5 separate regions of the Homo sapiens genome follow, and all the other regions are linked to region 5. A link is a loop called in an ENCODE intact Hi-C map of the cell type or tissue named here. Cell type or tissue: dorsolateral prefrontal cortex. All regions are shown on one strand. Region 1 holds the start of SPEF1 (sperm flagellar 1). Region 2 overlaps MAVS (mitochondrial antiviral signaling protein). Region 3 holds the start of AP5S1 (adaptor related protein complex 5 subunit sigma 1). Region 4 overlaps HSPA12B (heat shock protein family A (Hsp70) member 12B). Region 5 overlaps ADAM33 (ADAM metallopeptidase domain 33).

Region 1 (5,000 bases), 110 kb before region 5:
CTCACTGCGGGCTCCTGAGCCTGCTTCTGCCTGCTTTCCACCTCCCCAGTCCCTTTCTCTGGCCCTGTCCATGTGACTTTGGCCCTTGGTTTTCTTTCCAGATTGGAGGTTTCCAAGAGGCCCCCCACCGTGGAAGTAACCAAGGGCGCTTCCTTGTGGGCAGCTGCAGGCCCCATGCCTCTCCTCCCTCTCTGGCAGGGCCCCATCCTGGGCAGAGGGGCCTGGGGCTGGGCCCAGAGTCCAGCCGTCCAGCTGCTCCTTTCCCAGTTTGATTTCAATAAATCTGTCCACTCCCCTTTTGTGGGGGTGAACGTTTTAACAGCCAAGGGTGCATCCTTCATGGTCTGGGCTTGCGTCTGTCTTGGGGGACTTATTCGTCCTGGCTCTCTTTGGTCCTTGCTCTGGTGGGACATGGAGGCAAGTGTTGAGAGGGTTGCCCTGACCGGAAGAGGGGCAGGAGGAGACCTCAAGCTTGGGGTCACTTGGCTGGGGCAGGAGGGAGCCATCAGTCTCTGGGGGCAAATCAATATGCACGTGGGGACTAGGCCTACCGAGGCTGGTTTGAAGGCCTTTGCAGGAGTGGGGTCAGGACAGAAAGAAAGGAGTGTTGGGGCAGCTTCTGGGGTCCAGATTGGAGTTTGGAGGGGCATATAGGTCACCCTTTGGTTTACCTTTGGTGCCTTAAGAGGGAGCCCTTTAGGCCTTTCAGTGATTGGCATATCCAAGCCTGGTGGCCACCTCTAGGCACAGTGGCAGGAGGAAGGTGAAATTGCTAGGAACAGGTTGCACCCCCAAGAGGCAGAGGATGGTTGGTAACTCCCTGTGCAGTGCCTTCCAGGGGGCCCCCAGTACAAAGGTGAGGTCAGGTCCCTTTGCTGATCCTACCCTTTTTCCTTTCAGAGCCAGCCCCTCCCTCCCTACCCCTCCTCACTGAGGCCCTCAGGCCCCAGCAGTTCCAACCAAGGGAGGGCCTGGGCTTGAGCATGGCTGGCAGCTCTGGGCCCCAAACCGGTTTTCCCACCTCACCTGAGGCTGGCACATCACTTCTGTGTTTCCTTCCCATCCCCGGCCCACCTTTACCACCAAGTTTCTCCTCTCCAACACTGGGAATGTTAATGGGGGAGTATCCAGTTCATCTCTTGTCCCTGGCCTGCCCTGGTTATGGCCCCTTATGGAAAATCAAGACCACTATATATGACTTTAAAACAAGAAATGGGGGTGACTTCCACTCTTGGCCTCTACTTCTGGCATTCAGGAATCCCCTCCAGGCCTTGAGGGCTTTGAAGTGACAACAAAAAGTAGTTGGGATCCCCCTTGCCACCACCTTCCCTCCCGAAATCCGAGCCCTGGAGTTGGAGACCAGAAGGCCACAAGGAAGCCCCACCTGCTCTCGAGTGAGCAGGAGGAGCATTGCCTGCTTGCCCAGGTGCTCCTGTTTAACCCAGCTACCTCACCGCAGGTTCCAACAAGACGAATTACTTCCATTTGTCTCCTGCGAAAAAGAACAGTTCTTGCTGGAACTGAGACTGTCTCATTAATGATAGTACCAGCTGATACTAATAGGGCCCCTGCTCTGTGCTAAATGCTTTAGATGCTCACAAAGCCCCTATAAGGTAGGTAAAGCCATGAGAAACCAGGCAGCGGTCCGGTCAGGTGCCCAAGGCCATGCCGTTAGTCAAACTCTCTTCTCATCCTGACTCTAGAAGTACCTCTTCACTAAGGAGGGACCCATATTCCTAACCCCCTTATGGGTACTGCAATGAATTTGTTTCTTTCTTTTCTTTTCTTTCTTTTTTTTTTTTTTTTGAGATGGAGTCCCGCTCTGTCGCCTAGGCTGGAGTGCAATAGCATGATCTTGGCTCACCAACCTTTGACTCCCGGGTTCAAGCGATTCTCTTGCCTCAGCCTCCTCAGTGGCTGGGATTACAGGCATCCACCACCACACATGGCTAACTTTTTTTTGTATTTTCAGTAGAGACGGGGCGAAAGCCATGTTGGCCAGGCTGGTCTCGAACTCCTGACCTCAGGTGATCTGCCCGCCTCGGCCTCCCAAAGTGCTGGGATTACAGGCATGAGCCACTGTGCCCTGCCTGAAATGAATTTCTAATCCATGGAAGAATAGCTCATTGACGGGTGATGAGGGGTTTGGGACAAATAAGTGAGAACCATCGTCATTTCACAAAGGAGGAAATAGAGTTAAGAAGTTAAATGACCTGCCAAGGTACTGGCCTTGAACTCTGGTGTTCTCCCTGGGAGTCTGGGTTACCTATTAAATACCCCACTAGAACACTGCTGGGAAGGGCGAGTGGCAATGGCCCCATGAGCATAGAGTTTTTGGAGAGGGACGAAGCAGGAAGCAGTTGTATCACGCAATCCATTTGGGTGGCAGATTATCAACAACGCACCCCCAAATAAAGCTGACCAACACTGGAGTGCTCCCTTCACTTGGGACTAAAGGGCTGAAGGGCCAAGAAGGGGGATCCCCACCCTAGGGGTGCAGATGCAGGAATTCTGGGGTCCTGGTTGGCTTTGGCTGGTCCCAAAATGGATGAGTGGCTGGTCACTAGGTGGCGTGGGCACAGAAGTGATGCTTTCTTGGGAAGAAGACAAGGGCAGCTAACCGCCTTTTCAAAGCTCGGGCCTGAGAGGAGGTAGCGGGGAGGGGATAAAACTACAACTCCCAGAAGTCTTTGTACCCAGGAGAGTCGGGAATGGTTTCCATGGTTTCAGAAAACAATATGGCCGCTCCCAGCTGGGACGTGAGTCTCTGGATTAGGCAGGCAGAGGCAGTTATGGGCTTCTGCAGTGGCGAGAAAGGAAGCGCCTGAAGGGTCGTGAGGCTGGGGCGGGACCCGGCACCGCTGGGGCGGCCAGGCCGTGAGGACGCCAATGGCGAGCAGCGTGGACGAGGAGGCGCTGCACCAGCTGTACCTGTGGGTAGACAACATCCCTCTGTCCCGGCCCAAGCGAAACCTCTCCCGGGACTTTAGCGATGGAGGTGTGTGCCCTTGTGTGTCTGCATGTTCTGTCCTGTATGTTCGTGTGTAACGGGTCTCTGTGCAAACTCTTTGTGTTTGTGTGCTTGTGGGAGTGGGGAGGAATCTGCCTCCTGGGACTTCAAATTTTAGATGTGTGTGCTTGTTTTCTATTTGCATCTGTGTGTGAACGATGTGTGTCCATATATGTATGTCTACATGTTCTATCCTGTGTGCATGTTGGGGGGGGTGCCTCTAACTCCCTCCAGGGACATTAATGATTAAGATATGTGTCTGCATATGTATTTATGCATTTCTGTATGTGCTCACTCATTGCTATGTGTTCTATGTCTTCTGGGAGTCTGAGCATGTGTGTGTTCATATGTGTTGACATGTTTAGTCTTGTATTTGGGGGGGTCTTGTGTGCATGTGTTTCTTTGTGATTGTGAAGGTGTTTGTGTTTCTAGGAATGTCTCCTGGGATCTCAATGACAGAAATACTTATCTGTCATCTTTTCATGTCAAGTACTTCTATGCATCTCTGTATCTGTATATTTGGGGAGGCTGTGTGCATATGTGGCTTTTTGTGCTTCTGTCTATGTGTGTTCTACATGTGTGCCTATGTGTGTCTAGCATGTGTTTGTTCTATGTGTCTACACATTCTGCCCTATGTATCTATGTGTAGGGGGATCTTATCACATGTGTCTCTGCTTACGTGAGTCTTTTACTCTCCTGGAACTTTGGTGTTGGAGTGTGTGTGTGTGTGTGTGTGTGTGTGTGTGTGTGCATCATGCATCCATGTGAATTCCCTGGGCTCCTGAAAGCTTCTCTTGGAGACTCATTCTCTTTTTTTTTTTTTTTTTTTTTTGAGACAGAGTCTCACTCTTGTCGCCCAGGCTGGAGTGCAGTGGCATGATCTCAGCTCACTGCAACCTCCACCTCCTGAGTTCAAGCGATTCTTCTGCCTCAGCCACCCAAGTAGCTGGGTTTACATGCACCACCACACCTGGCTAACTTTTGTATTTTTAGTAGAGATGGGGTTTCACCATGTTGGCCAGGCTGGTCTCGAACTCCTGGCCTCAGGTGATCTACCCGCCTCAGCCTCCCAAAGTGTTGGGATTACAGGTGTGAGCCCCTGCACTGGCTGACTCATTCTCTACTGGAGGACCAGAGACTCAGTATTCCCATTCCTAAATTAGTGGGGAAGGGATGCAGCTCCTCTGAGGTATGCTGGAGACTTAGTCTCCTCTACCTATCACTAATCTTAATGTCTTTGTCTCCCTCCTTATCCTTCCCCTTTCCGCATCTCCACCCCTCCATTGGGTTCCACCACTCTGCCATGCCTGATTCTCCCACCCCCACCTTCTCTCACCTCCTCCTTCCTTACCCATGCCCCCACTTTCCATGTCTGCTCCCCTCTCCCTCAGTCCTTGTTGCAGAGGTCATCAAGTTTTACTTCCCCAAGATGGTGGAGATGCACAATTATGTCCCCGCCAACTCTCTCCAGCAGAAGCTCAGCAACTGGGGTCATCTGAACAGGTAGCAGAATACCTGTGCAGCCCCATCATCTCCTATGGTCTTGGTTGCCCAGGCTGAGACTGTTTTGGTGGCAGGGTGGGGAGGGTCAACGCAGACAGAATTCGTCCGATTACAAAATCAAGAGACTCTTCTATTAGGAAGGAGGCAAGGAACCTCGGAACACCCACACAAGGAAGCTCAGATGCGATGCGCTTTCACTCCCCCAGGGCTGTACACTCAGAACAGCAACCACCATGCCCCCTTCCCTCTCCCCCATCCCCTCGCTTCATTTCCCCAGGACCCAATCTGCTATCCCAATGTCTACCCCTCAGGAAGGTACTGAAGAGGCTGAACTTTTCAGTACCGGATGACGTGATGCGCAAGATCGCGCAGTGCGCCCCAGGCGTGGTGGAGCTGGTGCTCATCCCGCTGAGGCAGCGCCTGGAGGAGAGGCAGAGGCGCAGGAAGCAGGGCGCCGGCTCCTTACAGGTGCCACCCCGCTCCAGCT
Region 2 (5,000 bases), 180 kb before region 5:
GGGCAGGAATCCAAACCCAGTTAATCTGATACAAAAGCCTTGGATTAATATGGCCCCCAGGGCAAAAAGAAAGGTTTGGATTAGGAGAGAAGGAAAAGGTAGATAGCAAAAGTATGATGAAAGGGGCAAAAGACGGAAAGAGAGGGGGCCGACAATAACAAACAAGGAAGCTGAGAATGCTGGGGAGATTGTGGGCAGATGACAGTGGCTGCAGAGTTTTTTTGTTTCTTTTTTTTTTTTTTTTTTCAGACGGAGTCCCACTCCGTCGCCCAGGCTGGAGTGCAGTGCCGTGATATCAGCTTACTGCAACCTCTGCCTCCTGAGTTCAAGCGATTCTCCTGCCTCAGCCTCCCGAGTAGCTGGGATTACAGGAGCCCACCACCACACCCGGCTAATTTTTTTGTATTTTTAGTAGAGACATGGTTTCGCCATGTTGGCCAGGCTGGTCTCGAACTCCTGACCTCAGGTGATCCACCCGCCTTGGCCTCCCAAAGCGCTGGGATTACAGGCGTGAGCCACCGTGCCCAGCCCTAGAGTTTTTATGTCTACCTGAATTCTCACATAAAAACAAGCAACCAGACAGCAGAAACAAAAACCCACAGAATCCTGCAGGAGCTAGATTTTTAGAAAAAGGAAAATAGCCAGGTGCGGTAGCTCACACCCGTAATCCCAGCACTTTGGAAGGCCGAGGATCACAAGGTCAGGAGTTCAAGACCAGCCTGACCAACATGGTGAAAGTCCGTCTCTACTAAAAACACAAAAATTAGCCGGGTGTGGTAGCATATACCTGTAATCCCAGCTACTCAGGAGGCTGAAGCAGGAGAATTGCTTGAACCCAGGAGGCAGAGGTTGACCCAAGATGGCACCACTGCAACTCCAGCCTGGAAGACACAGCGAGACTCCATCTCAAAAAAAAAAAAAAAAAAAATGCTGGGCGCAGTGGCTCACGCCTGTAATCCCAGCACTTTGGGAGGCCGAGGCGGGTGGATCATGAGGTCAGGAGATCGAGACAATCCTGGCTAACACAGTGAAACCCCGTCTCTATTAAAAATACAAAAAATTAGCCGGGCATGGTGGCAGGCGCCTGTAGTCCCATCTACTCAAGAGGCTGAGGCAGGAGAATGGCGTGAACCCAGGAGGCAGAGCTTGCAGTGAGCCGAGATCACACCACTGCACTCCAGCCTGGGCGACAGAGTGAGACTCCGTCTCAAAAAAAAAAAAAAATCGTGCCACTGCACTCCAGCCTGAGTGACAGAGCAAGACTCTGTCTCAAAAATAAAAATAAAGACCAGCCTGGCCAACATGGTGAAACTCCATCTCTACTACAAATACAAAATCAGCCAGGTGTGGTGGCATGCGCCTGTAACCCCAGCTACTCAGGAGGCTGAGGCGCGAGAATCACTTGAACCCAGGAGGCAGAGGTTGCAGTGAGCTGAGATCATGCCATTGCACTGCAGCCTGGGCAACACAGCGAGACTCCGTCTCAAAAAAAAATTTTTTAAAGAAAATAAAGAAAACCCACAGAAAATATTTACTATAAAACAAGATATCCCTATAAACCCCAAAATACAAGAGGGAGGAGCAAACTCCAAACAGACCTGCATACTAATGCGATCTGTGTGGGAGGACAGCGGAGACAACAATGGGGCTCCTGAGAAATCTGAGGACAGGAGGCCCCAAAAGAGCCAACAGGTACCCTCTGGAGCACAGGGGTCCAATCTGAGAACAGCAGCTACAACGGGGAGGGGTTGTGCCCGTTTCACCAGCTAGTGAGTGCCAGGGGCCTGCAGCAAGTTCTGTTGGGGCTAGAGCGACCCTGATCCTGCCAGCTCTCAAACCTGAGTCCCAGCTCCGTGCCAGGACAGGGCCCCATGACAAGGAGAATGGAATCAAAACTGAGCAGGACAAGGAAGGGCAAGAGAGATGAAGGAAATAGGAGGTTCCAAAAAAAGTGGGCAAGTGGACCAGAGCCAGGAAATCTCAGAGAGCCAGCGCCATATTTTTGAGCAGTGCACAAAAGCAACACAAGGGGGAGCTCGGCGAAGTCAGCAACGCCACCCTGAGCCACACTCCATCCAAAAGTTAGAAAAGCAGCAAGGGTGCGGTGGCTCACGCCTGTAATCCCAGCACTTTGGGAGGCCGAGGCAGGCGGATCACAAGGTCAAGAGATCAAGACCATCCTGGCCAACATGGTGAAACCCCGTCTCTATTAAAAACAAAAAAATTAGCTGGGCGTGGTGGCACGCACCTGTAATCCCAGCTACTCAGGAGGCTGAGGCAGGAGAATCACTTGAACCCAGGAGGCGGAGGTTGCAATGAGCCAAGATCGTGCCACTGCACTCCAGCCTGGCGACAGAACGAGACTCAATCTCAAAAAAAAAAAAAAAAAAGAAAAGCAGCAAGGACAAGGAGCAAGACACAGCAAGAGGAAGAAGGAAGGAGCCAGCCCAGGCTTGGGTGAGGAACTAGGATGGGGCTGAGCTTTGAATTCCACAGCCCTGCCCCCAGGCCAGTGTCGGGCTGTCACTTCCCTTGCTCACCTGGTCTCTTGCTGTGAGGCAGGGCAGGTAAGGCAGAATCTCTACAACATCCACATTGCAAAAATTGCTGAAATTGCGGCAGATATACTTATAGGTCTTGTCTTCAGCAAACGGCATTGCTGCTCAGATTCTGGAGAGAGGGCTCTGGCCCCATGAAGGGTGGATGGACTGAGAGGAAACGAGACTGGAAGAAAACAGATCACACATTACAACAGGGTTGGGGGGTTGGGAGTGGGGCTGGACAAAAGGCAATTCTTTCTCAACTTTTTGGAATGTTTGTTTTCTTTCATCTTTAATTTCTTCTTTTTTTTTTTTTTGAGAGCGAGTCTCACTTTGTCACCCAGGCTGGAGTGCAGTGGGGCAATCTCGGCTCACTGCAACCTCCGCCTCCTGGGTTCAATTGAGTCTCTTGCCTCAGCCTCCCTTCTGAGTAGCTGGGATTACAGGTGCGCACCACCATGCCCAGCTAATTTTTGTATTTTTAGTAGAGATGGGGTTTCACCATGTTGGCAAGCTGGTCACAGACTCCTGACCTCAAGTGGTCCACCCGCCTCGGCCTCCCAAGTTTGGGGATTACAGGTGTGAGCCACCACACCTGGCCGTTTTTGTTTTGTTTTATTTTGTTTTTAAGAGATGGGGTCTCGGGCTGGGCACAGTGGTTCACGCCTATAATCCCAGCACTTTGGGAGGCCAATTTGGGGGATTAACTGAGGTCGGGAGTTGGAGACCAGACTGACCAACATGGAGAAAATCCCGTCTCTACTAAAAATACAAAAAAAAAAAAAAAATAGCTGGGCATGGTGGCGCATGCCTGTAATCCCAGCTACTCGGGAGGTTGAGGCAGGAGAATTGCTTGAACCTGGGGGCAGAGGTTGCGGTGAGCCAAGATTGCACCATTGCACTCCAGCCTGGGCAACAAGAGCGAAACTCTGTCTCAAAAACAAACAAACAAACAGATGGGGTCTCTGTCACCCAAGTTGGGTGCAGTGGTGCAATAATAGTTCACTGCAGCCTCGAACTCGTGGGCTCAAGCAATCCTCCCGCCTCAGCATCCCCGGTAGCTGGAACTACAAACCTGCGCCACTATGCCCAGCTAATTTTTTTATTTTTTCTAGAGACAGGGTCTCATGATGCTGCCCAGGCTGGTCTCAAACGCCTGGCCTCAAGCGATCCCCCTGCCTCCGCCTGTCAAGTAGCTCGGATGACAAGCACCAGCCAATGTGTCCAGCCACCTTTAATTTCTTTTTTTTTTTTTTGAGACGGAGTCTTTCTCTGTCGCCCAGGCTGGAGTGCGGTGGCGCGATCTCGGCTCACTGCAAGCTCCGCCTCTCGGGTTCACGCCATTCTCCTGCCTCAGCCTCCTGAGTAGCTGGGACGACAGGCGCCCGCCACCACGCCCGGCTAATTTTTTTGTATTTTAGTAGAGACGGGGTTTCACGGGGTTAGCCAGGATGGTCTCGATTTACTGACCTCGTGATGCGCCCGCCTCGGCCTCCCAAAGTGCTGGGATTACAGGCGTGAGCCACCGCGCCCGGCCGCCATCTTTAATTTCTGTAAACATCCTATTTTATTACTGCCTGAGTCTCTCCAAAATTCCTGCAGAACCCGGGCGCGGTGGCTCACGCCTGTAACCCCAGCACGTTGGGAGGCCGAGGCGGATGGATCACGAGGTCAGGAGTTCAATACCAACTTGGCCAAGATGGTGAAACCCCGTCTCTACTGAAAATACAAAAAAATTAGCCAAGCATGGTGGCGGGCGCCTGCAGTCCCAGCTATTCAGGAAGCTGAGACAGAGAATTGCTTGAACCCAAGAGGCGGAGGTTGTAGTGAGCCGAGATCACGCCACTGCACTCCAGCCTGGGCGGCAGAGTGAGACTCCGTCTCAAAAAAAAAAAAAAAAAAAAAAATTCTGCAGAATTTGCTAAAAATGAATTGATGACCACCAGCTACTCAAGAAGCTAGGGCAGGAGGATCGCTTGAGCCCAGCTGTTCGAGGCCAGCCTGGGCAACACAGCGAGACCCTGTCTCTAAAAAAATAAAAATAAAAATAATTGAAGACCAAAAAGAATCAGATCCAGAATACCTAGGGCCCATTTCTTCTCTGCAGGTTGGTCAGCACTGGGAAGGTCTGCATGTACCCCTAGCACATGCGGTGGGGGGATCTGTATGTGACCCTAGTTTCTGTGCCTATAAATGTCCTGGCTCCCTTCCTGGCTCTAAGGCCCTCAAGCTGATAGCAAGAGGGCTATACCTAAACGTGCTGCTGCTTTGGGACACACTGAAAAAATAAAAAGTGAACCCCAACATGATAATAATCGGATCATCCCGCTTTAAAGAAGAAACTGAGGTATGCTTGCTAGTTAGTAGAAGAAGAAAGAACTGAGATCTTCAGGTCAGCTTCTTTCCATGACATGGCTGCAGGCCCACCATTAAAGCCTGCTACACATAGGCCGGGCACGG
Region 3 (5,000 bases), 140 kb before region 5:
CCGAAGACGCAGGAGTACAGCACTCGGCAAAGGCCCGTGTCCTCAGTATTCGGGGCCCTCAAGGTGTGAATGAGGAAGGCGTGGACCATGGCTCCAGGGTGGGTGCTACAGGGAAGCCAGAGACATTGGTAAGGTGAGAGTGAACCCCAGCAGGAGAGGCGACCACAGGAAGGGGCTGACCTGGCAGTGTCTGGGAGTGTATCCAGAGGCCAGTGAGGCTGAACACTTTGAATAACAGCATCTGAACAACATCACATAACAGAATCCAGTGATAAAAAATCTCAGACATACATAAGCAGAATAGGCATAAACTAAAAAAAAAAAAAAAGAAAAAAGAAAAACAAACAAACAAACAAAAAAAATCTCAGACCACCCTAAACCTAGTTCTACAAAACAACAGGTATCTTCAAAAGCGTCAAGGTCATGCGGTCATGGAAAACCTGAGGAGCTGCTCCAGACCGAAGGAGACTGAAGAGACCAGATAGCTGAATGCGACGTGTACTCCTGGATCGGGTCCTGGACCAAGAAAAGGGTAATTTGGGCCAGGTGTGGTGACTCACGCCTGTAATCCCAGCACCTTGGGAGGTCTAGGTGGGCGGATCACTTGAGGTCAGGAGTTCCAGACCAGCCTGCCAACATGGTGAAACCTCATCTCTACTAAAAATAAATTAGCCGGGCATGGTGGCGCATGGTTGTAACCCCAGCTACTTGAGAGGCTGAAGCCACAGAATCGCTTGAACCCGGGAGGGGAGGCTGCAGTGAGCCGAGATCGCACCACTGCACTTCAGCCTGGGCGACAGAGGGAAACTCTTGTCTCAAAAAAAAAGAAAGAAAAACAAAAGGATAATTTCCATAAAGGGCATTATTAGGACACTAATAAAAACTTTAAAAACATTTCAATATGGACTATGGGTCAGAAAAAGTCTTGACCAATGTTACCCGATTTTGAATGCAGGAGCTCGTCCTTGTTTTTAGAAAATAAACACGGATGGGCCTCTAAATATAGAGGAAACAGGATTTCATATCTGCAACTAACTCACTTGGTCCAGGGAAGAAAAAAGGCAGAGAGAAAAACAGAGGAAATAATAAGGTAAATGGGGCAAATGAGGTTACAACTTGTGAATCTCATCCAAGTGCATACAGGAGTTACCTGAAACTGTTTCAAAATAGAAACTAAATAATAGTAATGGTTATCTGGCTGGCTCAGTGGCCGGCCCGGGGGTTGAAAGGCGGCGGGTACACAGTCAGTGGGTATCTGTAGCTAAGGCTAAACAGACCGTCAGTTTAAACTGGTAAAATAGCAGGTTCGCAAAGGCACTTCGAGAACCGGAGCCCAGCACCCAATTGCTGACCTCCGCAACCCTCCAGCCGCCAGCAGAGCGCGTCATCACTCCGCGCCGCCGCGTCCCGCCTCTACTAGAGAAATGGTAGCGGTCAAGACAGCTTACGTCACTGCCTCCGTAACCTTGAGGCGCAAGGCACTTCGGGGGTTGTAGTTTCTTACTCCGGTCAGCCAGGCCTAAATGGGGCACCCCGCCCTGAATGTGTTGCCCCTGCAGCTCCGGTCCGCTGTCGTCGAGGCGTCGCCTCAGCCTTCCGTCCGGGCCCGCGGACTGCCACCAAGCGCTCCCCTCCGTGGCAGGAGAGCAATGGCGGCTGCGCGGCCCGTGGGCGCCTGCGCACGTCGGTCGCGGGCGCGCGCGCCAGCTGACGCCGTCGGGTTGGGCGGAGCGCTCATGTCCAGCGCGGTGCTGCAGCAGCCAGGTGCTGGCGGCATATCCCGATGCTTGGACCCTCGGCGTGGGCTGGCCTTGCAGTCAAAACCCTCCGGCCCCGAGCTGCCGGCAGGGACCATGCTGGTCACTCTCGCTGCGGGCTCGAAGCGTCCCCCGCTCGTTGCCCTAGATCAGCGGAGCCCCAGGCTGCCGACCCCGGCGGCCGCGAGGGGGCGCCGCGGCTCGGAGCGCGGAGTCTGCGGAAAAGGCCGGGGCCTAGTTGTCCCCGGAGGGCGGGGCGCGTCGCCTGCGGCCTTAGGAGGCTCCGGGACGGGCGGCGGGTGGACCTAGGCCGGGCCGCGCAGCTACGGGCTGCGGCTGAGTTCTTATCTAGCCAACATGCGTGAGAATCACTGGGGCACCAGTTCAAATGTACATTCCTGGGCTGTACCCCCGGAAATTATGACTTTGGAGGGAAATATGTGTATTTAGGCACATGGGTATTTTGCGCGGATTTTAAATACAAATATGTGTATTTTGCGCAGATTCTGAATTTGTGGGTTCCTGCAGCGGTTTAATGCTGTCACTCGGTTCGGCGCAGAACGATTCGAACGCTGCTTCTGGACTCTCAGTGTGTGTCCCTGGCAGATCTGTCAATTTCATTGGGCCCCAGTAAAACCTTGTAGAGTGTCGCCCAGGGCGAACGCTTAGTAGGGCTGACCAGCAAGCCCCCTTCTTGACTGGAGGCCATCAAAACAACAGGGAAGAGGTTTATACCTTAAACCTGAAAGGGGCACTCTGGCGCTAACCCCTATAGAGCCTTACGTAAAAGCCCCAACTTGGAGGCTTGGCCCATTGGTGTTTGGGGGCCCCACAAGGCCTGCCTGGGCCTCACTGCCTGACTTGCATGTGTTCCTCCAGCCACCACCACCACTACCACCCCCACCGCGACCATGAAGCTGCACCTCCTTTACCTCTTGGCATGTGAATGGCTTCAGCCTTGTCCCCCAAATGTGCCTCGGAGCCTCCCCCACTGACTGTTCCCCCAGCCTAGAATTCCCTTTCCCGGCTTTTTTTTTTTTTTTTTTTTTTTTTGCAGCCTCGCTGCCCGCTCCCATCAGCAATGCTCCTACCTCAGCCCCCCAAGTAGCTGGGACTATAGGCAGGCAACACATCCAGCTACTTTAAATTTTTTTGTAGAGTTAGCGTCTCACTGTATTGCCCAGGCTGGTCTTGAACTCTGGGCTCAAGTGATCCTCCCGCTTCTCCCCCACAAATTGCTAGGATTACAGGCGTGAGTCTCCACGCCTGGCCTTTCCTGTCCTTTTAATTGACCTTGTAGATATATACTCAGACAAAATGGGAGGAAGCCTTCCTGCTCAGGCTGCCCGTTGGCATTCAGCTGCGGCCTTTGCACCCCTGTGAATCAGGTCTCACCAATAGTGCTGATGGCTTCCATCTCCACTCCCCAGGGCCATGCACAACACAGGACTGGAGCCGGCTTGAACACGCTCTTTGGTGACAAGAAAGGAGAACAGGGTAGGGTGGCCCAGGCAGGGATCCTAGAGCCAGCACCCCCTGAGAAAGTGCACTCTGGGCCCCTTAAGCCATAGGACCCAGGATAGGTTAGGAGGTGACTGAAGGGAAGCTGCAGGTGGCCAGGGCCTGGCCAAAGCATGTGACAACACGTAAATGTGTGTGCAGGTGTTGCGGCAAGCCCAGAGACTGTGGGGCCTCAGCTACGAGGCTGGGGAGTGATGTTGGCACAGCTCCTGGTCCCCAGTCCCTATTGCTCTCAGCCAGGGCTGGTGTCTGCCAGCTGATTACAGCAGAGAGCTAGCAAGGAGAGGGCTCTGGTTGCTGGGGGCCACCTGGCATCTGGAACACAGTTTCCCAGCCTCTGTCCACTCCTCAGGCAGTGAGTCAACACCAAGTTTCTGACCACTAGAGGGCTGGCCTCATGTGAGGTGTGTGGAGGAGACAGCTGTGGGAGGCTGGCTTGAGCTACTACTCCCAGAGGACAGTGGGAGACCCAGATGGAGGTGACAGCATGGAGGGCTTCCTCAGCCTACTGGGAGTGGGGGTTTTGCTTGATGGTTTTGCTGGAGGCTGCTTGTGGGTGTGCCCTGGGAGATCCCTTTTCCTTGGCCACTGGGCTCTCCTGGGTCCAACCCATGCTTCTGAGAGTCTGTTCTGGGTACATTGGGAATGTCTATGCCTGCTAGCTCAGACATCATCTAAAACAGCAAGCCCAGCAGTGGCTACTCATGCTGACCTCACTGCTCCATGACCCAGCAGCGCCACTCTTGATGTGTACCTGAGTGAAATAAGGGCTGTTGTTCACCAAAAGACACAAATAGAATATTCATAGTATCTTTGCTCTTTTTTTTTTTTTTTTTTTTTTTTTGAGATGGAGTCTTGCTCTTGTCACCCAGGCTGGAGTGCAGTGGCACGATCTCGGCTCACTGCAACCTTTGCCTCCTGGATTCAAGCGATTCTCCTGCCTTAGCCTCCCGAGTAGCTGGGGTTACAGGCACCTGCCACCACGTCTGTCTAATTTTTGTATTTTCATTAGAGACGGGGTTTCGCCATGTTGGCCAGGCTGGTCTCGAACTCCTGGCCTCATGAACTCCTGCCCGCCTTGGCCTCCCAAAGTGCTGGGATTACAGGCATGAGCCACCGCCCCTGGCCAGTATCTTTACTCTTAATTGTCCCAAACTGGAAACTACCCAAATATCCATCAGTTATGGAATGATGGATAAATTGTGGTATACTCGTACAGTGGAATAGTATAGGGCAATGGAAAAGAACAACTACTGATACACAACATGAGTGACTCTCACAGACACAATGTTCAGTGAAAGAAGCCAGTCACAGAAGTGTACATGCCATGTGACTCCATTAACATAAAAGGTCCAAATCTAGGCAAGCCATGCTGCACTGTTACAAGTCAGAATGGTGGTTATCCCAGGGAGGCAATGACTGGAGAGGCATGGAGCTTTAGGAGATGGTCACATTCCAAGTCTTGATCTGGGTGGTGATTACATGAGTATATTCTCTTTGTAAGTATTAACCAAGCTGGACACTTAAGATATATGCACTTTTCTATATACTAAATTCAATTAAAACCTTAACAATGGCTGTGACAATTCCACTAAAACGATTTTACTTTGAAGTCTGCCTTTAAACTGGAAGATAAGAATGGGATAGCCGGGCGCAGTGGCTCACGCTTGTAATCCCAGCACTTTGGGAGGCCGAGGAGGGTGGATCACGAGGTCAGGAGAT
Region 4 (5,000 bases), 73 kb before region 5:
TGAGTACGCGCCGCTGGCCGGGACGCGCCGGGCAGTAGCTGCGCCGCACCTCCTCGCCCAGGGCCACCGACTGCTCGGCGGCCACGAAGCGCTCGAAGACGTCGGTGCACCAGCGGCGGCCGTCGCGAACCAGCAGCTTTTCGGGCGGGTGGCGCCCAGGCACAAAGCGGTTGAGCACGCCCACGCCATAGGTGAGCGGCGAGCGGCGGACCCGCACCACGCCCGGCGCCTGGCCGAACAGCACCGCGCCTTTGAGGATGGTGAGGCCCACGTCGTGCGGGACCACGACACGCAGACCGCGGGCGCCCAGCGCCGCCTGCACCGCGTGCTGCAGCACCGCTGACTCGGCGAAGCCGCCCACTAGGAACAGCAGCTTCACACCCTGCACCTCCGGCCGTGCCAGCAGGGCCTCTGCGGGACAGGACGGGGGGACGCGGGTGAAGGGGGCAGAGGAGAAGGGGCGGGGGAGAGAGAGCCACTGAGGCCACCACTAGGCGGCCACCGGCGCCTCCCCTCCCTAGCCTGTACCTACCTGGCGACTAGAAAGTAGCCATTTGAGCACTTTCTTTGAGAGCTCACGGGAGTCCTCGAGGGCTTCGCCTCCCCAACACTCACGCTCCCCACTTCTCTCCCACCACGACGTGGAGGACGAGAGATAAGGATATGCATTTTACACGTATTAAACACCTAGACATTGTGTGCAAGACATTGTGCTCACTCTAGGTACTTCAGCTCATTTTATCCCTGTGATAACGTTTTGAGAACCCAATACTATCACCCCATTTTATAAATGGGGAAACTGAGGCACCAGAAGTTTTTTGCCTTGGCAAGACTACATATCAACCCTCTAGCTCTTAATCACCACTGCACTTCATCCCGCAGGTGTTCTAGATGATTCTAGGTCTCATCACAGTGTATGGATGTGTGGAGGTATCTAGGCACTGATGGGGGGGAATTATTCTGCATCTGTTTGTTCATGTAGGGGCGGGTGGGGGACCAAGCTCAGGTGCTCACCTATGTGCTGGATGATCCCGCTGACGGTGGGCTGAAAGAGCTCGTTCATGGCTTCACAAGACATTCGGAGCATCCCCTGTGAGGACCACTTCACGAAGTTCACGCTGTTGGTGGTGAAAGGGGCAAATATCCATCGGTCAGGGCCCAGCTGCTTGCCCCAGTTTGGGGTCCGTGGTCCTTATTCTCTACCTCTGCCTCCAGGCAGAAGTGCCTGGGCACCGACTGCACGTGGTGTCTGGAGGACTGGACCTGCGGGATGTTAGTCCCTTATCTCCACCCTACTCACTCAGAGGATTTAGTTGCCAGCCTGCTCCAGGTTCCAGGTACGAGGTCCTGGGAGGGGCCTCCCCTTGCTTTGGTGCAGGGAAACCGAGGAGCATGGGCCCGCAGGGCCCGGGGTGGGGGTGTAGAGAAGGCTGGGAGGAGATAGGCATTGCCGCCTCCCCGCTATGATTCTCTGTCTTGCCCCAGTTCGGGCTGCGGATTCCGTGGGTGGAGCCTGCTGGGCTGGGGCACTCACTCGCCGCTCCCCGCCGCCCCACCCCGACGCCCTGCTGGCTTAGTGTATATGTGGGATGAATCAGGCAGACCCCCACCGTTCCTTGGGGCCCGGGACCCTCCAGTGCACGGTCATTCCCGGGTCGGCAAACCCTGCCTGAGCCCGCGGGCTCAGGACCCACCTGCTCCTGCGCAGAGCGGTCTCCACGTTGTGGCCCCGCTGCTTGCGGTAGAAGTCAATGAAGGAGAAGGGCAGCGAGATGTTGAGCGCCCCTGCACGGTGTGGGCCAGCAGTGCGCTTGCGAGCCTCGAAGGCGATGGTCAGATCTACCCAGGCTGCCGGCCGTTGCCTTTTGAAGGTGGCGATGAAGTCCTCGCCGAAGATGCGGCACAGCAGCTGCTCGAAGGCCAGGTCCACGCCCACCGCGCCATAAGGGCCCCCTGGGGTGGAGCAGGGGGCGAAGAGGGCGTCAGCGCTCGCCGGGCCGCCAGGGGGCAGTGGCGGGGCCGGAGCCCGGGTCGCGCTGGGTACCGGGGCGCCGCCTGGCTACTCACCAGATGCCTTGTAGAGCTCCTTGAGGGTGCCATGGGGCTGCTCCAGCTGGTGCACCGTCAGGTCCACGGTGCCTCCGCCGCAGTCGGCCACCACGTAGCGGTCTCCTGCGGCGGCGAGCGCGGGCACACACTCGTGGGCGGCCTCGCACCCTCAGCCCTGCGCCCCCTCCAGCCTCGCCCAGCCTCCAGCCCTGCCCCGGGTCCCAAGGCCTGTCTGCAGGGTCGGGGGAGGGACGTGAGGGGCTTCAGGTGCTTGAACCTCAGACCACCACATATGGGCGCAGGGTGTGGGGCAGAAATGGTTCCAGAGGCTCTGCAACTCCACCCGAGCGTCCGCGGAGAATCCCCTGGAGGAGTGGGAGTTAGGGGCGCCGCTGTGAGTGGGGTGGGGGTGCGGGTGACTGTGAGGGGACGGCCAGGTTGGGTACAGCGAATGGAGGAGGAAGAGACGGGCTTTGCAAACATGCCCTTCCCCCCATCAGTATATGGTGCCCGGTAGGGGCCAAGGATAACACTCCGTCCCCCTTTCCCCCTACCTGCTTGCATCTCTGCCCACAGCTCTCCTACGCCTGACTCCACCAGGAACGTGCGGCTGTGGCGGGACCTTCGCAGCTGCTCCCGAGCTGGGGGTCAGGAGACAGCAGGGAGTGAGATTAGAAGGAGGTGCTCCAGCTATGGCGTTCAACTCCCATCCTCCTGCCCAGGACCTCCATGGGCACTGGGAGCAGCCAGTGCTCCTGAAACTCCAACCTGCTCCTGACTGGGAGAGGGCAATCCTGAACCCCAAACTCCCACCCTGTATCCAACAGCTGTGGGGAAATATTTATGGACACAGGGCCTTCCTTTAACGCAGGAGGTCTCAGGTCATGGCAAAATCAGGGTTAGAGGGGTTTGGAGGAGCGGAGGCAGGTAGGTCTTTGGAGTCTCAGAGGGGACTCAGGACTTAGGGCTTCTCCCTGCCCTGGGAGATGGCATTTGGGAGGATGACCATAGCTGTCCTTGGCCTGGGTGCCTGGTCCTGGCAGCAGGAGCTTGGGGCTGATGTGTGTCGGGGAAGATGAGGGGAGTGAAGGGGACAGCTGATGCAGTGGGCTGACTTCCTCCTTTGTCAGTACCCCAGCAGTTTCCTCCTGGGGTAGTCTGTGTCTCCCCCAACCCTCAGACTCAGGGCTGGGCGGAGTCCTGCCCTCCTCAGACTTTGCTCCCCTAGGGCAAGGTGAAATCTCCACCCTGAGATTGGGCTGCCCTAGGTAGGGCATGTCCCACCCTGAGACGAGGTTGCCCTTGGGCAGGGCTGTGCCTCCCTTCCTCAGACAGGCTCCACCAGCCATGTTTCTGCCTGCTCAAATTGGGCTCCTCCAGGGTGGGTACCCTCTCCCCTTCATACTAGACATGGCTGAGCTTCTGGCTTCAGTGACCCTCTGACCCTCCAGGGGTGGGTGGTGTCCCCGGGGGCAGCTCACCCTGACGGAAGCTGGAGTCGATGGAGCGGCGCTCACCCAGGCGCCCACCACCTGGGGCCCGGCCACTCAGGTCCAGGAGCTGGTGCAGGCGCAGCTTGCGGCAGTATACCGAGGCGGCCTCGGGCTCCAGGGCGATGAGTAGCTGCTCTGCATTCTCTCGGGACACTAGTCCAGCCTGGGGATGGGTGGTGGGCAGGGTCAGGCAGCACTGTGGGCTGTCACACCTAAGATGGCACTGTGAGGTGGGGAACCGCGGCCTGTGGGGCTCCCACCTCCTCCTCCATCACACCCCACCCATGTTAGGCCTCTCAGGCCCCTCTGTGCTGCACAAATTTGGAGCTGCCTCATAGCCACGCTGTGACCAGGCTGGGGAGGGAATGGCCCTGGCCAAATATGCCAAGAAGTTGCCCAGCAGGAAAAGACTCTAGACAGAATGCAGACCTAGAACCCCTGGGATCTGCCCCTTCAAATTTCCCAAGATAGCGGGGCTGCAGCAAGGTTCCCCTTCACAGGTACAAGCGGCCAGCTGAGCGCTGGCTGGGGGTATTGGCAGAGACTCTAGCACAATGTGGGGGTGTGTGATGGCTCAGAGGAGGTGGTGGGGAGCCCTTTTAGCTCATTGAACCCTCTTTCTCCACTAGGCTGGTGTCAGACGGTAGCCATAGGCCACCCCACTTCCAGGAGAACTTTGTTCCCAGGGAATCTGATACAGCAGGGAGGAAGCTGAAATTCCAGGCACCAAGACAGGCCAGTTGGGTGGAGAAAAACACTTGAGATCTGGAGTTATTTCCTTCAGGGTAGGGGATCCCTGTGGGAAGTATATTATGGTTTTGTAGGGTTCCCCAGATTCTGACCAGATAGGGGAGAGGGATAAGGGTGTGAATGGAGACTTTTACCCAGGGCCAGACTTTCCTGAGCAGCCAGGGAACAGCGTGAGAAGGAGGGTGGGAAAATAGGCAAGGGGACGCTGGGGGAGCAGGTGTTTGTTCTGGCTGGGGACAGCCTTGCTTCCGTCCTGATCTTTGCACAGGGATGTCCACTGTGCTCAGGGTTAGCTCCTTCCAGTGAAAAGTGTAGACATTTACAGACCTGGCCCTGGGTCATGCCTGGCCCATAGGTATGGGAGGATTGGGGGTCCCTCCAGGGTGTCCACAGGCAGGCTTGAGATCCCTTTTGGACAGCTTAGGGTCTGTATCCAAGGCTCTAGGGTTACGACCAAGCAATGAGTCTTGAGGCTATGCCCTCTCTGTCTCCACGGGAGCCCCCCCCAACTCCTTGCTCTAGACCTTTGAGCATCTCAGTGGTAGGAAGACCTGTATGCATTGGCTAGAATCGCCTCCCTTTATTTCATAGTCCTATTTCCCCTGCTCAAGAACCAACAAAGGTGGGCGGTGGTGGGGGTGTCCCTCAAAATACTGATGCCAAGTGAAGTGAATGTTCTGGGTGCCCTGCCTGCCACTGTGAGTGTTG
Region 5 (5,000 bases):
GTCCATGGTCACACAGCTCTTTAGGCTGGGAGCCTGAGACCCACTAAGGTCTGAACGATTTTAAACCATTGGCTACACCCCTGCCCCTCCTAGAGAGCCCTCTTTGTTTGGAATTTTCAGCCCTACTGTCCAAATCCAGCAAGAGGGAAGGCAGGGGAGCATTGCCATGAAGGCTGAGAGGCCCCCAGAGACCCAGCAGCTCCCAACCCAGGGCCCTCACTGGGATCCCCTAGGCCCATAAGGCCCCCATTCCACTGGTCAAGCACGGCACTGGCCTGAGCTTTGAGATTGCCCTCCCCATCCCCAGGAGGGGAAGGCTGGACACACACTGGGGTCACTCTGCCTCTGGGCCTCCCTGTCTGTCTGGCCTGGGCTGTGACCAAGAGGAGAGCCCCAAAGGGGCTCTGCTTCCCCCACCGGTGGGCCCCTGCCCCCAGGAAGCCTGCCAAGATGGTACAGAAGAAAGAGTAGAGGCTAGGTGTCCCCTCCAAAAGGCAGGAAACACTCACATTTCAAGATGAGGGGTATATATCAAGGGGCAGGGTACCAGGAGGGCAAGAGTAAAGATAGCAGGGGCTGCAGAGGAACAGGGACCTCGAGTATGGCCTTTTTCCCGGTGCAGACCTTTCCCCAATAAAGCAAGTGGCATTCCAGCCTCATGAGCTCATGCTGGAGGCCTTGTGGGGCCTGTGGCCAGGGAGGCAAGGACCATCTGCTCCCCACTTGCGAAGGAAGAACTCCCTCCAAAGACTCTGAGACCCTTGGACAGGGCCCCAGGCCAGTGCATTTTTGGAGAAAAGGAGTCGGGGGTTAAACATTCCGAAGGCGCAGCAGCCTCCCAGGAAGCTCCTGGGCCGGCTCCAACTCTGGGCCCCCAGCCAGGCTGAGTGGACAAGGGGGAAGTGGGGTGTTCCCACAGGGTGGGAGACGCCAAGAGGGTGGGGGAAGGAGAGAGGGCTGGCCGTCCAAGCCAGCCTCCTGACACCTAGCTGAGAGCCAGTGTGCTCTCTTGGCTGGAATGGCGTCCATGTTTACTTCGTGGGTCCAGTGAAGCAGGTGTCGGAGCCGGAGGGACGGGGGCTGCTGGAGGCCCAGGAAAACTTTGGAAGAGGGAGCAGTTTGCCAAAATTGGAAGTGGAGGAGTCAAATTTGAATTCTATAGGGAATGAGCAGCAGCTCATTTGGAAACAAGCCTCAGGTAGCAGAGGCTCTGAGGAGGCCCTGACCATGGCTACCCGATGCCCCCATAATGTCCTCAGCACCCCTCTGTCTTCCCCTGCTTTTGATGCCCCTTCTGGGCATGAAAGAAGAGGGCGGGCCAGGGGAGGGGCACCTTTCTGGGACCTCTGGTCTCTAGGGAGGATGCTGGTGTGCCTGGCAGGCTGTGCCAACGCCCTTCCAAGTGGCTGTTGTCAGGACTGCAAACATCCTGAGTTTGGGAACATCTTTGTATGTTCTCACCTCCTCCACGCCCTCCATAGTATGTGGGGGGTCCTGCTGACTCCCCAGCCCACGTTCTCCCCAAGAACTTCCTCCCCAGCCGGCTCCACAGGCCACCTACTCCCTGGCAGGCAGGAGGCCTGGAGGCCACCATCTCAGCTCCACACATTTTCTTGCCCAGGTCTCGAAGCCAGACATGGGGCTGGTGGCCCTGGAGGCTGAAGGCCAGGAGCTCCTGCTTGAGCTGGAGAAGAACCAGTGAGTGCCAGGCTGGGGTAGGGCTGGGAGGAGGGGATCAGTGTTGGGGGGCAGGGACTGACACAGATCTGTGCGGGTGGCTGGATGGGCAGAGGACCCCAGAGAGGGTGCAGATGACAGGGAGAGTCACGCAGGCCTGTGGTTGGCTCCCTGGAGGCTGAAGAGGACCGCTGAGGCTGTCAGCCCCGCTGTGGGGCACCTCCGCCCTCCCAACCCCAGGAGCGGCTTGTTAGCTCCCTGCTGGCGATGAGTGAGCACCACCTAGTGGACATTTGCAAGATATGCTGAGTCTAAAGAAATCCTAGAGGGAAAAGATGAGCCGGCACCCCAGGCTAAGGGAATGGCAGGGACCAAGATGCGGTGGCTTTGGGAGGCCGAGGCGGGCGGCTCACCTGAGGTCAGGAGTTTGAGACCAGCCTTGCCAACATGGTGAAACCCCGTCTCTACTAAAAATACAAAAAATTAGCCAGGCGTGGTGGCGGCGCCTGTAATCCCAGCTACTTAGGGGGCTGAGACGGGAGAATCGCTTGAACCCCGGAGGTAGAGGTTGTGGTGAGCCAAGATCACACCACTGCACCACTCCGGCCTGGGCAAAGAGTGAGACTCCGTCTCAAAAAAAGAGAAAAAAAAGAAAAAGAAAAAAAAAAAGAAAGAAAAGAAAAAAGAAAAAGATGCAGTGGCTACACTTGGGGGCAGCAGTTTGTCTGACCTGCCTGGAAGGTCTCCATCTACAGGGAGGGGAGCAGGGGGGAATGAATTTGGAGAGTCCCAGGAGGGCCAGATCACAGAAGGCCATTTTGGTGCTCAGTGTCCTGGACCATCCAGAGCCAAAGATTTTGAGCTGGGGAAGGGACAGGCAGACCTGTGCTCAGGAAGGTGCCTTGGGCTGGGTGGGGTGGGTGTCCGGGCTGGAGCGCAGGCTCTTAAAACCACCCAGATTATGTTATCAGTATATATCACCTACTGAGTGCTTGACCGCAGGCGCTGTTCTGAGCACTTGACACGTATTTTATTCTCCCTCGTGGAGTCGGATGGACAGGGAACAAACTCTAGTTCCACTGTGCCCAACCATATTTTCCCGACGTCCCTACCCTTTCAATGGGGTGGTCACATCACCTACCTCCTAGGGTGGCGGGTGTGTGTGGGGCAGGGGTAGGGGGCAGAGCTGGGGCAGGTGGTGGAATGCCTGGGAGGGGGGAAGCAGCCATCATTAGCGGGTGGTCTGGAGGTAATGAGGCCAAGGTGAGGTTGGGTTAAGGATTTTCTTTAAAGAAGACAGATTGACTTATGATTGATCCATCCGTGTGGGAAAGATCCTGTTGAGATGGAGCCTGAAGATGGAATCATTACCGGAGTGGGTGTGGAGAAGGCAGGGAGGGTGGAAGCAGCGTGGGCAGGTGGCGATTCTGTTTTCTCTGGAGGCAGGGGGTGAGCATCAATCACTGAAGGACAGGTGGGAGGTATGTGGGGTCTAGAAGTCTGAGGAAAATATTTCAAGGATCTAGGGCAGGTGGGGGCAAGAGGGTCGACCAGATGCCCAACAAAGGAGGGCAGCAGGCAGGGGAACTGGGGGAGGTCACCGCATTTCCCCAACTCCAAGTCCCATTCTTCGGCAGTGTCTCCTGACTCCTCCCCTCCCGATCCTGTGGATCCTGCTGCCTGCTGCAGGTCCCCTGGGAACCACAAACTCTTCCCCTATTCCCACTCCTCCCCGGCGTCCTCCCTGGTGCTTCCCATATTCACACCTCCCACAACTAAGCCATCACCAAGGCTCCTTCCTCTAGCCCCAAGAGTTTCTGATCTGAGCAAGTCACCATTGCTCCTGTCCCTTCCCTAAGACACACTGTGAGTGTCTCACTCATAAAGCTGCTCCATTAGCATTTAGGGAGGAAGGCTGGGAGACATCCTGGAGGAGGCAGGAGGAAGCTGAATTCAGTGTTCCCTGTAACACCCCCTCTCAGCAGGCTGCTGGCCCCAGGATACATAGAAACCCACTACGGCCCAGATGGGCAGCCAGTGGTGCTGGCCCCCAACCACACGGTGAGATGCTTCCATGGGCTCTGGGATGCACCGCCAGAGGTACCCCCCCACCATTCCTACCCCTACTCCTCCTTGCATTCCTAAGGGGCGGTTGGAGCCAGCCCCTACCACACCCTCCCTCTTGCCCCTCTTGCTCCAGCCCTGGCTGAGATTTGGGGCTGGCCCCTTCCTCCCTAGGATCATTGCCACTACCAAGGGCGAGTAAGGGGCTTCCCCGACTCCTGGGTAGTCCTCTGCACCTGCTCTGGGATGAGGTGAGCTCTGGGAGAGGAGGCTGGGCCTGGGATGGGGAAAGAGCTCCCTCACACCCGCTCCTACCCCTCTGCACCCTAGTGGCCTGATCACCCTCAGCAGGAATGCCAGCTATTATCTGCGTCCCTGGCCACCCCGGGGCTCCAAGGACTTCTCAACCCACGAGATCTTTCGGATGGAGCAGCTGCTCACCTGGAAAGGAACCTGTGGCCACAGGGATCCTGGGAACAAAGCGGGCATGACCAGCCTTCCTGGTGGTCCCCAGAGCAGGGTCAGGGGCATCGATCGGATGGGAGTGGGAATGCTGTATCTATAGCCCTCCAAATCAGAAGAGACGGGAATTCACAGGCCTCGAGTCCCAGTATTTTTATTGAAGTCTGAAGAAACAAGTTCCAGAAAACATGTTAAACTTCCTTCTGGGAGCTGGGATTGGTGGTCAGGGCTCAAGCCCAGCAGCTTCCACTCAGGGTCCCCATTTGCACCTCCGCAGGGCAGGCGAGAAGCGCGCAGGACCCGGAAGTACCTGGAACTGTACATTGTGGCAGACCACACCCTGGTGAGGAGAGACCCCAGGGGTTGGCGGGGTCAGGGATGGGGCCAGCTCAGCCCCTCAAGCCACCGGGATTTCTGCCTTCCCAGTTCTTGACTCGGCACCGAAACTTGAACCACACCAAACAGCGTCTCCTGGAAGTCGCCAACTACGTGGACCAGGTTGGGGGCGGCGGGGAGAGAGCGGTGATGGGGGTGGCGGCGGCAGGACAGGCAGGTGCTGGTGGGGTTTGGGGAAGAGGAAGGGCGCCCCACGAAGGACCACCGGCGCGATGGGGCGCCCTGTCCCGGCTTCAGCCCCGCCTCGCCCTCAGCTTCTCAGGACTCTGGACATTCAGGTGGCGCTGACCGGCCTGGAGGTGTGGACCGAGCGGGACCGCAGCCGCGTCACGCAGGACGCCAACGCCACGCTCTGGGCCTTCCTGCAGTGGCGCCGGGGGCTGTGGGCGCAGCGGCCCCAC

What was found. Peaks named below come from ENCODE experiments on the same cell type or tissue, not always from the same donor. Only the 100,000 strongest peaks of a DNase experiment are listed, where the experiment ranks them.
Region 1: it touches region 5 in a loop (3-fold over the local background); 20 of 110 quality-filtered maps call a loop at or near these places.
Region 2: it touches region 5 in a loop (2.8-fold over the local background); 31 of 110 quality-filtered maps call a loop at or near these places.
Region 3: a loop joins it to region 5, with 3 times the contacts of the local background. A loop is called at or near these places in 5 of 110 quality-filtered maps.
Region 4: it touches region 5 in a loop (2.5-fold over the local background); 14 of 110 quality-filtered maps call a loop at or near these places.

Annotation. Positions count from the first base shown.
Region 1 is chr20:3,779,177-3,784,176 of GRCh38, reverse strand. It overlaps SPEF1 (sperm flagellar 1), which reads left to right and starts at 2,729. Exons shown (of 7, transcript NM_015417.5): 1 at 2,729-2,998; 2 at 4,402-4,513; 3 at 4,825-4,981. The coding sequence starts at 2,890. It overlaps CENPB (centromere protein B), which reads left to right. Exons shown (of 1, transcript NM_001810.6): 1 at 1-326. RefSeq lists enhancers at 2,430-2,579, 2,541-2,835. In dorsolateral prefrontal cortex, a CTCF peak has its summit at 2,572 (motif pointing right); DNase peaks (open chromatin) are centred at 2,666 and 4,889; H3K4me3 peaks cover 897 bases; H3K27ac peaks cover 1,599 bases.
Region 2 is chr20:3,852,282-3,857,281 of GRCh38, reverse strand. MAVS (mitochondrial antiviral signaling protein) reads right to left here. Exons shown (of 7, transcript NM_020746.5): 2 at 2,541-2,724. The coding sequence starts at 2,657. Among named protein-coding and RNA genes, the nearest start is that of MAVS, 7.9 kb to the right of the region's middle. In dorsolateral prefrontal cortex, a CTCF peak has its summit at 2,029 (motif pointing right); a DNase peak (open chromatin) is centred at 2,031.
Region 3 is chr20:3,817,207-3,822,206 of GRCh38, reverse strand. AP5S1 (adaptor related protein complex 5 subunit sigma 1) reads right to left here and starts at 1,660. Exons shown (of 3, transcript NM_018347.3): 1 at 1,449-1,660; 2 at 1-105. The coding sequence starts at 89. RefSeq lists enhancers at 1,277-1,616, 1,157-1,860 and a silencer at 1,857-2,136. In dorsolateral prefrontal cortex, CTCF peaks have their summits at 1,713, 1,914 (motif pointing right) and 3,643 (motif pointing right); DNase peaks (open chromatin) are centred at 1,406, 1,886, 2,346 and 3,666; H3K4me3 peaks cover 2,104 bases; H3K27ac peaks cover 4,317 bases.
Region 4 is chr20:3,746,922-3,751,921 of GRCh38, reverse strand. It overlaps HSPA12B (heat shock protein family A (Hsp70) member 12B), which reads right to left. Exons shown (of 13, transcript NM_052970.5): 8 at 3,531-3,705; 9 at 2,604-2,690; 10 at 2,068-2,172; 11 at 1,695-1,953; 12 at 1,015-1,118; 13 at 1-411. Among named protein-coding and RNA genes, the nearest start is that of HSPA12B, 17 kb to the right of the region's middle. RefSeq lists a silencer at 1,923-2,152 and enhancers at 2,026-2,576, 2,577-3,129. In dorsolateral prefrontal cortex, CTCF peaks have their summits at 1,802 and 2,003 (motif pointing right); a DNase peak (open chromatin) is centred at 2,032; H3K4me3 peaks cover 1,548 bases; H3K27me3 peaks cover 1,140 bases.
Region 5 is chr20:3,673,765-3,678,764 of GRCh38, reverse strand. It overlaps ADAM33 (ADAM metallopeptidase domain 33), which reads left to right. Exons shown (of 22, transcript NM_025220.5): 3 at 1,622-1,698; 4 at 3,660-3,738; 5 at 3,916-3,992; 6 at 4,072-4,261; 7 at 4,481-4,546; 8 at 4,630-4,701; 9 at 4,854-5,000. Among named protein-coding and RNA genes, the nearest start is that of ADAM33, 5.7 kb to the left of the region's middle. RefSeq lists enhancers at 1-422, 1,026-1,628. In dorsolateral prefrontal cortex, CTCF peaks have their summits at 1,761 and 1,960 (motif pointing left); a DNase peak (open chromatin) is centred at 1,954; H3K27ac peaks cover 1,425 bases; H3K27me3 peaks cover 1,944 bases.